Regions from separate parts of the Homo sapiens genome. Here region 2 is linked to region 1. A link is an interaction called in ENCODE POLR2A ChIA-PET data of the cell type or tissue named here. Cell type or tissue: CD4-positive, alpha-beta T cell. All regions are shown on one strand. Links, peaks and the distances in the headings refer to the core of each region. The heading gives the core; the rest is flanking DNA.

Region 1 (4,381 bases), core at 156-4,155:
TTTTCTGGGGCAGAGGAAGCTGAGGCTCCAGAACATGGAATCCTCCTTCTTTTCTCTCTCTTCCTCCCTTCCGTCTTTCCCCTTCTTTTCTTTCCATGGTATTTATTGAGGGCTAGCGTAGAGCAGACGCCATCCTGAGTGTGGGGTAGGGCGATGACTAAGGTGTACACGGTGTCTGCCTCCGTGGAGTATACATTCCACCGGGGGCTGGTGTGGGGCAAATAGACAAGAAAACAAGCACACAGACAAATCAGCAACAACAAAAAACCCAAAACCTCAACCTGGAATAATACATGAAGAAAACAAGCCAGCGGCTAGGTGCAGAATCACTAAGGGTGTGTCCTGCAGGTGAGTGGTCAAGGAAGCCCTCTCTGGGAGGCAACATGCTTTTGGGATAGGTCTATGGTGGAGAAACAACTCAGTTAATTTCCCTTTTTTTTTTTTTTTAATGGTGTCTCGCTCTGTCGCCCAGGCTGGAGTGCAGTGGCGCGATCTCGGCTCACGGCAACCTCCACCTCCTGGGTTCAAGCTATTTTCCTGCCTCAGCCTCTTGAGTAGCTGGGATTACAGGTGCATGCCACCATGACTGACTACTTTTTTGTATTTTTAGTAGAGACGGGGTTTCACCATGTTAGCCAGGCTGGTCTCGAACTCCTGACCTCAAGTGATCCACCCACCTCAGCCTCCCAAAGTGCTGGGATTACAGGTGTGAGCCACCGTGCCCGGCCCAATTTCCCCATTTGGTGGTTCAGTTACATTGCATCATTAATAAAGTCTCCTGCCTCCCACTACCTTGCAGGGTGGGGCGGGGTGGGGCTGAGATGGTTTCCGTCCAGGTTCTCCAAGAAAGACAAGAGCTTCGCCTTCCCAGAGTCATGCTGAGTGTACTTCTTATTGCTGACATGGGGCCACGTGAAGGTCACTACTGGCCTTGCCTGGGCAACATCTTTCCCCCTGTGATTGGGAGGACGTGATTGGCACACTTAAGTCCTTTAGTTATCAGCTGTGATCCATCATTTGTGACCCACAGAGCCCCTGATTCTGCCTTGTGGGTACAGTGAGCGAGGGGTTGGGGGCGGGGGTGGAGGAAATGGACAGAAGCAAAGAGTTTGGAGCGTTGGGTAAAAGGAAGATGGCCGGCGCGCTTTTTTTTATTTTTATTTTTATTTATTTATTTTTTGAGACGGAGTCTTGCTGTGTCGCCCAGGCTGGAGTGCAGTGGCTCGATCTCGGCTCACTGCAAGCTCTGCCTCCTGGGTTCACGCCATTCTCCTGCCTCAGCCTCCGGAGTAGCTGGGACTACAGGCGCCCGCCACCATGCCTGGCTAATATTTTGTATTTTTAGTAGAGATGGTGTTTCGCCATTTTAACCAGGATGGTCTTGATCCCCTGACCTCGTGATCTGCCCGCCTCGGCCTCCCAAAGTGCTGGGATTACAGGCATGAGCCACTGCGCCCGGCCGGCCAGCGCGGTTTCTGAAGCTGCTTTGGGACTTGGAGGGTTCAGAGAGTGGGAACTGAATTTTTTTCCCCTAAGAGTAGAGAGGGAGTTGCTTACACGAAAGAGCTTTGATTACAACAGGAGTGATGGAGGCTAGACAGCTGGAAGGATTTTCCTTATGGAAAGGGGGTGGAAAAGCCCCAGAAAGCAGGCCTGGTGGAAAGCTTGCACATTGCAGACCTGCAGTTGCTCAGCAGGAGGTTTGGAGCTCAGCTCCCGGCTGGGTGAAGCTCTGGGAGTCTGTGTCAACACCTAGGGAAGATGAGCTTTGTGTTTACCTTTTAGGCTAAAAGGACTTAATGTCGGGGTGGGAAGGATCATTAACACATCAGTGACTCAGAGTCCAGAAGGAAACTGTTGTCCTTCCTTCTGTCACGAAGGAAACTGTCGTTGGCTAAGCCAAGCCGGAAAGTCTTTGATTACACCCACAAAGAGGGGCATTTTCCCCTGGACCCAACCCAGAGTTCTCTTCAGGGACTGATAGAGGAGAAAGAGATGAATTCAGACAACAGGGAAATAAATTAGAATTTATTAGGAGTCGGGTAAAAGGGTCCCCAACCTATAAGTTTTCTAGTTAGTCAGGCGTGTGAGCTGGCAACCAACCCCTGCCAGTTTCTGCAGTCCACGGGGTGGTCCCCAGGAGGTTGAATGAAAGAATCAGTGTCCCCGCCTCATCTGGTCCCGGCCTGCACACTGTGCCTAGTACCCTCATCCCTGCACATGTATGGCACTGACTACATAAGTTCTAGCCCAGAGGCACCCAGCAGTGCCTCAGTCTTTTTTTGTTGTTGTTTTTTGTTTTGAGACGGAGTCTCACTCTGTTGCTCACGCTGGAGTGCAGTTGCATGATCTCAGCTGACTGCAACCTCTGCCTCCCGGGTTCAAGTGATTCTCCTGCCTCAGTCTCCAGAGTAGCTGGGATTACAGGCGCCCACCACCACGCCCAGCTAATTTTTGTATTTTTACTAGAGACGGGGTTTCACCATATTGGCCAGACTGGTCTTGAACTCCTGACCTCAAGTGATCCACCTGCCTTGGCCTCCCAAAGTGCTGGGATTACAGGCATGTAAATGCACAAATCTTCATTATACATTTTGGACAAATGGATCCTTCTTCCATCCTGATATAGAACATTTCTGTCTGTCCAGAAAAATCTCCCACATCCAGAGGCAGCCATTGTTCTAATGTTTTTGTATCTTAGATTGTTTTAAAACTTCTTATCAGCTGGGTGTGGTGGCTCACGCCTGTAATCCCAGCACTTTGAGAGGCTGAGGCGGGCGGATCATGAGGTCAGGAGTTCGAGACCAGCCTGACCAACATGGTGAAACCCCATTTCTACTCAAAATACAAAAATTAGTTGGGCGTGGTGGTAGGCGCCTGTAATCCCAGCTACTCTGGAGGCTGAGGCAGGAGAATCGCTTGAACCCTGTAGGCGAAGGTTTTGGTGAGCCGAGGTCGCACCACTACACTCTAACCTGGGTGACAGAGTGAGGCTCTGTCTTAAAATAAATAAATAAAATAAAATAAAATAAAATTTCTTATCAGCCGGGTGTGGTGGCTCACGCCTGTAATTCCAGCACTTTCGGAGGCCAAGGCGGGTGAATTCCGAGGTGAGGAATTCGAGACCAGCTGGACCAACATGGTGAAACCGAGTCTCTACTAAAAATACAAAAAATTAGTCGAGCGTGGTATTGGGAGCCTGTAATCCCAGCTACTTGGGAGGCTGAGACTGGAGAATTGCTTGAACCCGGGAGGTGGAGGTTGTAGTGAGCCGAGATTGCACCACTGCACTCCACCCTGGGCAACAGTGCGAGACTCTGTCTCAATTGAAAAAAAAAAAAAAAGTTCTCATCAATGGAATCCCGTTGAAGCATTTTAAGCATTTTTTGGTGTCTGGCTTCTTTCACTTAGATCTTGCTTTTGAGGTGCTTCCTTGTTGTTGCATGTGTCCATGTTTTGTTCCCCTTTATTATTGGGTCGTATTCCACCGCGGGGATGTACCACAGCTTGTTGATGGACACTTGGGCTGCTTTCCGACTTTGGCGGTTTGTTTTGTTTTGTTTTGTTTTTGAGATGGAATCTCACTCTGTCACTCAGGCTGGACTGCAGTGGTGCAATCTCGGCTCACTGCAACCTCCGCCTCCCAGGTTCAAGTGATTCTCCTGCCTTAGCCTCCCGAGTAGCTGGGATTACAGGCATGAGCCACCATGCCTGGCCAACTTTGGCTATTTTGAATAAAATGGTGATGAACATTGTCATGCAAGTCTTTGTGTAGAGCATGCATGTTCACTGAATCCTTGCAGTAGCTAATAGGTTGGCACTGTTGTTATTCCCATTTTACAGATGAAGACACTGAGGCACAGAGGGGGTGAATTCCTAGTCCAAGGCCGCATGCATAGTAAAAGCTGGGGGTAGGATTCTAACCCAGGTTCGTCTGACTGCAGCATATGTATTTTTATTCCCTCACTGTAGTGTCTTTGCACCACAGCTGTTTGGGGCCATTAAGCCTAGGGACAAGTGGGCATCTCCTCTCAATGGCCTGTCAATTCCTAACTGCATTTTAGCTCACAATAGTAGTTGATAATAATGGTAGTGTTGATAATAATGGATTTGAGTCACCACAAAAAGATTCCATCAAACCTGCCTTTATTTTTATCTGTTTATTTTTGAGACGGAGTCTTGCTCTGTCGCCCAGGTTGGAGTGCAGTGGCGCGATCTCGGCTCACTGCAACCTCCACCTCCCTGGTTCACGCGATTCTCCTGCCTCAGCCTCCCGAGTAGCTGGGATTACAGGCGCCCGCCACGTTGCCTGGCTAATTTTTGTATTTTGAGTAGAGACGGGGTTTCACCATGTTGGCCAGACTGGTCTCGAACTCCTGAC
Region 2 (4,381 bases), core at 233-4,232, 54 kb before region 1:
ACTCCTGAGCTCAGGTGATCCACCCGCCTTGTCCTCCCAAAGTGCTGGGATTACAGGTGTGAGCCACCGTGGCCGGCATTATCAAATTTTTAAAACTTTATCTGATGGGTAAAAGTGATACCTTGTTATTATTTAAAATTTTTAACTGTAGTAAACTTCGTAGCTTCTTTAGTTCAGAGCCATGTGTGGCTAAAACTCTCTTGGCAGATGGACCTTACTGAACAGATAAGAATAAACTGCAATAATTTTGGGAAACTGAGGCGGGCAGATCACCTGAGGTCAGGAGTTCAAGACCAGCCTGGCCAACATGGTGAAACGACTCACAGACAGTCTCTACTAAAAAAAAAAAAAAAAAAAAAAACATTAGCCAGGCATGGTGGCGTGTACTGGTAGTCCTAGCTACTCTGGAGGCTGAGGCAGGAGAATTGCTTGAACCTGGGAGGCAGAGACTGCAGTGAGCCGAGATTGCACCAGTGCACTCCAGCTTGGGCGACAGAGTGAGACTCCATCTGAAAAAAAAAAAAAAAAAAAAAGTAAATAAATAAATTGTGCAATTGTGGTATATGTCTGGGCCCTGCTCTTGGAACTCAGTTTTTACAAGCCCTCCCTTTGCAATCTGCCATCATCTTGCTTTTCAGCACTTGTGCAATGGGAAATTTAGTCTGGACCTTGAGATAGTGCAGGTGGGCAGTGATCTGTGGACTGTAAATCACTATGCAGATGCTAGGTGCTGTTTTTATCTTGACCCTGAGGCGTGAATTCTTCACTAATGTGGGGTTGCTGGCCCTGAATGCCCACTGTGCCCTGTTTCCCTGGAGACCAGCATCTTTCTCCATCATCCTTTTTTTTTTTTGGTGGTTTTGAGATGGAGTCTCCCTCTGTCACCAGGCTGGAGTGCAGCGGCATGATCTCAGCTCACTGCAACCTCCACCTCCTGGGTTCAAGCAATTCTCCCGCCTCAGCCTCCCGAGTAGCTGGGATTACAGGCATGAGCCACTACACCCAGCTAATTTTGTATTTTTAGTAGAGACGGGGTTTCTCCATGTTGGTCAGGCTGGTCTCAAACTCCCGACCTCAGGTGATCCACCCGCCTTGGCAGGTGTAATCCCAAAGCGCTGGGATTACAGGCGTGAGCCACCGCACCCGACCTCTCTATCACCCTTTATCTTCATATGGTTTATGAAGGAAGCAGAGGCCAGTCTAAGTCTCCCCTTGGATGACTAGTAGGCTGAAGTCTCAAAAGAGTAGGTCACCTGCCCCCAGTGACTTAGAGGTGGATCTGGGATGAGAGCTGAGCTCCAGGGGGTTAGTACTGGGGCTGGAATGGGTACTACTGTCTGGATGGGGGAGGATCTGGGTCAGACCACCTAGTGCCTGCTTCACTCGGGACATCTGTTTCCTGAGCTTCCTGTAACTGCCTCATCCCCATGCCTGGGGAAGGAGCTTGTCTCATCTTTCAGCTCCCACTGGTGGCTATGAGGTCTGAGCTGCTCGAGCAGAGGAAACCACATTGTCCCTTCCTCCCGTCCTGCCCCGAGGGCCAGGGGACACAGTGGAGGGGCTGCTGCTGACAGGAGCCTGAACTGCCCCCTCCTCTGAGCCCAGCCAGCTTTCTTGGCTCTACCTGCCTCAAAAGCCCGTAGAGGCCGGGCGCTGCGAGCGCCGTGGCTCACGCCTGTAATCCCAGCACTTTGGGAGGCTGAGGTGGACGGATCTTTTGAGGTCATGAGTTCGAGACCATCCAGGCCAACATGGCAAAACCCCATCTCCACTAAAAGTACAAAAATTAGCCAGGTGTGGTGGCAGGTGCCTGTAATCCCAGCTACTCTGGAGGCAGAGGCAGGAGAATCACTTGAACCTGGGAGGCGGAGGTTGCAGTGAGCTGAGATAGTGCCACTGCACTCCAGCCTGGGTGACAGAACGAGCCCCCTTCTCTAAAAAAGAAAAAAAAATGCCCATCGAACTGGGTGAGTTCCCTGGAGCTCTGCCCTGGGGTTGGGACTCTGGCTGGGACTTTGCCCCAGGCTGGTCCCCGAGAAACACCTACAGCCCTTGTGAACTGTGACCCACAGCAGGCTCTGGGAAGCGTTTTGAGCCTGAGAGAGAAGGAGCCCGTCCAGCCAGGCATTGGGGGTAGCTGGGTACTTGCTCTTTCCATCTTCATTATTCTCTCCCCAGTGATGAGCTGAGTTTTGCTTTAGGACCTTACTTTTCCTGTCTGTAACATGGGCACTGATGCACTGTGCATTTCTGTGGATCCAGAATTAGTGGGGCTGATAATCATCAAGCTGGGTTAATTTGGTTGGATTCCTTCACTTCCCTGAGCCTCAGTGTTCCTATCTGTAAAATGGGATAACAGGGCACCCTCTCAGAGGGGTTGTGAGGCTGAAAAGCTAAGCGCTTTGGTCCGCGCTGGCCCACAGGAGACTCACAGATGCCGGTGCTGCCCTGGCTCTCTTGTGCCCGCAGCTCATCCTCCTCTCCCCGCTGGCTGCTGAGAGTCAGCTGAGCTCTGGGAGGAAGCTGGGCTGTGCTTGATGGGGCCAGGAGGGCTGGGCCTGCTTCACAGACCGCTTCCCTTTTCTCTCTTTTTTTTTTTTTTTTTTTTGAGATGGAGTCTCACTCTGTCACCCAGGCTGGAGTGCAATGTCACGGTCTTGGCTCACTGAAACCTCCGCCTCCCAGGCTCAAACGATTCTCCTGCCTCAGCCTTCCGAGGAGCTGTGATTACAGGTGCCCGCCACCATGCCTGGCTAATTTTTGTGTTTTTAGTAGAGGTGGGGTTTCACCATGTTGGCCAGGCTGGTCTTGAACTCCTGACCTCAGGTGATCCGCTTGCCTCGGCTTCCCAAAGTGCTGGGATTACAGGCGTGAGACAGTGCGCCTGGCCGCTTCCCTTGTCTCTTGACTCACAATCCTTCCCAGGGAGCCCACAGTCTCCTTGCTGTGCACGGCACATGGAAGAGGAATCACAGGGTCAGAGCAGGGGGTCAAGAAGCTGCGCGGGACTGAAGCAGGGACAGAATCGTCCTTGACAGTAATGATAGCAGCTCCCGTGACGGCCTTGGAGCCCCGTGCTCAGTGTTTCTGTTTGCTGATAAACTCGTGAAGGTGGTGGCAGCCTCCCCAAATTACAGAAGAGAAAACTGAGGCCTGGAGAGATTAGGTAACTTGCCCAAGGTCGCTGGGCCCCAAGGAAGGAGAGGAAGGCAGCGTGGGAAAGGCCCTAGGAAGACTCTCACACCCTGCAGGGCTCATGATGGGCCATGAGCCGTCTGGGAGAGTCCCTTCCCCCTTTCCAGCCCTCAGTCTGGGGACGTGTGGGCCCCTGGATCCTCCTGGTTTCTCCAAGGTTCCTGGATCCCAGCGGCATCGAAGAAGTCCAGGCTGTGGGTTCTGCAGGGCCGGCAGCCGGGCCAGTCCTGCTCCTTGGCCGGGTGTCTGACTCAGGAGTGTTGTTTGTGGCTGTCAGGGGCACACCCCCCGGTGGGGGAAACCAGCCTCAGGGTGGCAGCAGCGGAGGCCTCGAAACGCACCCCTTCCCTGTCTCCAGGCTGCCGTTCAGATGTCTGTGCCTGGGCCGGAGTCTGTCCCGGCTCTGGGAACACTTGGTCCAGGTGTTCATAGCTGGGCATTTACCTGGCTGTCTCCATAGACCGGGAGGCCCCAGATAAAAGCATCTGTCAGCTTTGTCTTCCCCTAGAATGCATGCGGCGGGCAGCTTTCACATGTGGTCAGTGTGGGTGGTGAGGCGTGCCCAAGTGTGATGTGACTATCACCCCGCTTCTCTCTCATGTATGAAAGCGCATCAACGTATACTCCAAAGATGGGCCTGTCATTAACTCCCTCTAACTGATTTTTTAAAAAAGTAATTTGCAACAGGATTTTTTTTTTTTTTTTTGAGATAGAGTTTCGCTCTTGTCGCCCAGGCTGGAGTGCAGTGGCGTGATCTTGGCTCACTGCAACCTCTGCCTCCCAGGTTCAAGCGATTCTCCTGTCTCAGCCTCCTGAGTAGCTGGGAATACAGGCATGTGCCACGACGCCCGGCTAATTTTTGTACTTTTAGTAAAGACAGGGTTTCACCATGTTGGCCAGGCTGGTCTCGAACTCCTGACCTCAGGTGATCTCCCTGCCTCGGTCTCCCAAAGTGTTGGGATTACAGGCGTGAACCACTGCACCCGGCCTGCAACAGGAATTCTTGCAACGTATGCAACACCTCCAACCCCAGCACCTCCCAACTGAGGCTGTGGGCTGTACCTGGCTCACCCTGGTGCTTTCTGCACCCAGCATGGTGCTTGGCCTAGAGCAGGTGTTGCTGTCAGCGGCGGGAGGCCAGGTGGGCTGACTGTTCCCACTTTCACTTGTTCACTTGTCAAGCTCT

The links. Peaks named below come from ENCODE experiments on the same cell type or tissue, not always from the same donor. Only the 100,000 strongest peaks of a DNase experiment are listed, where the experiment ranks them.
Region 2: POLR2A ChIA-PET joins it to region 1 with 5 read pairs; 7 of 35 experiments call an interaction of 5 or more read pairs at or near these places.

The regions. Positions count from the first base shown.
Region 1 is chr17:2,842,859-2,847,239 of GRCh38, forward strand. All of the region lies in intron 2 of RAP1GAP2 (RAP1 GTPase activating protein 2), which reads left to right. Among named protein-coding and RNA genes, the nearest start is that of RAP1GAP2, 49 kb to the left of the region's middle. In CD4-positive, alpha-beta T cell, for the core only: no CTCF peak of the experiment used is centred there; no DNase peak of the experiment used is centred there.
Region 2 is chr17:2,789,270-2,793,650 of GRCh38, forward strand. It overlaps a transcript of RAP1GAP2 not described here. Among named protein-coding and RNA genes, the nearest start is that of RAP1GAP2, 5.0 kb to the right of the region's middle. RefSeq lists an enhancer at 3,396-3,635. In CD4-positive, alpha-beta T cell, for the core only: no CTCF peak of the experiment used is centred there; DNase peaks (open chromatin) are centred at 2,522 and 3,742; H3K4me3 peaks cover 803 bases.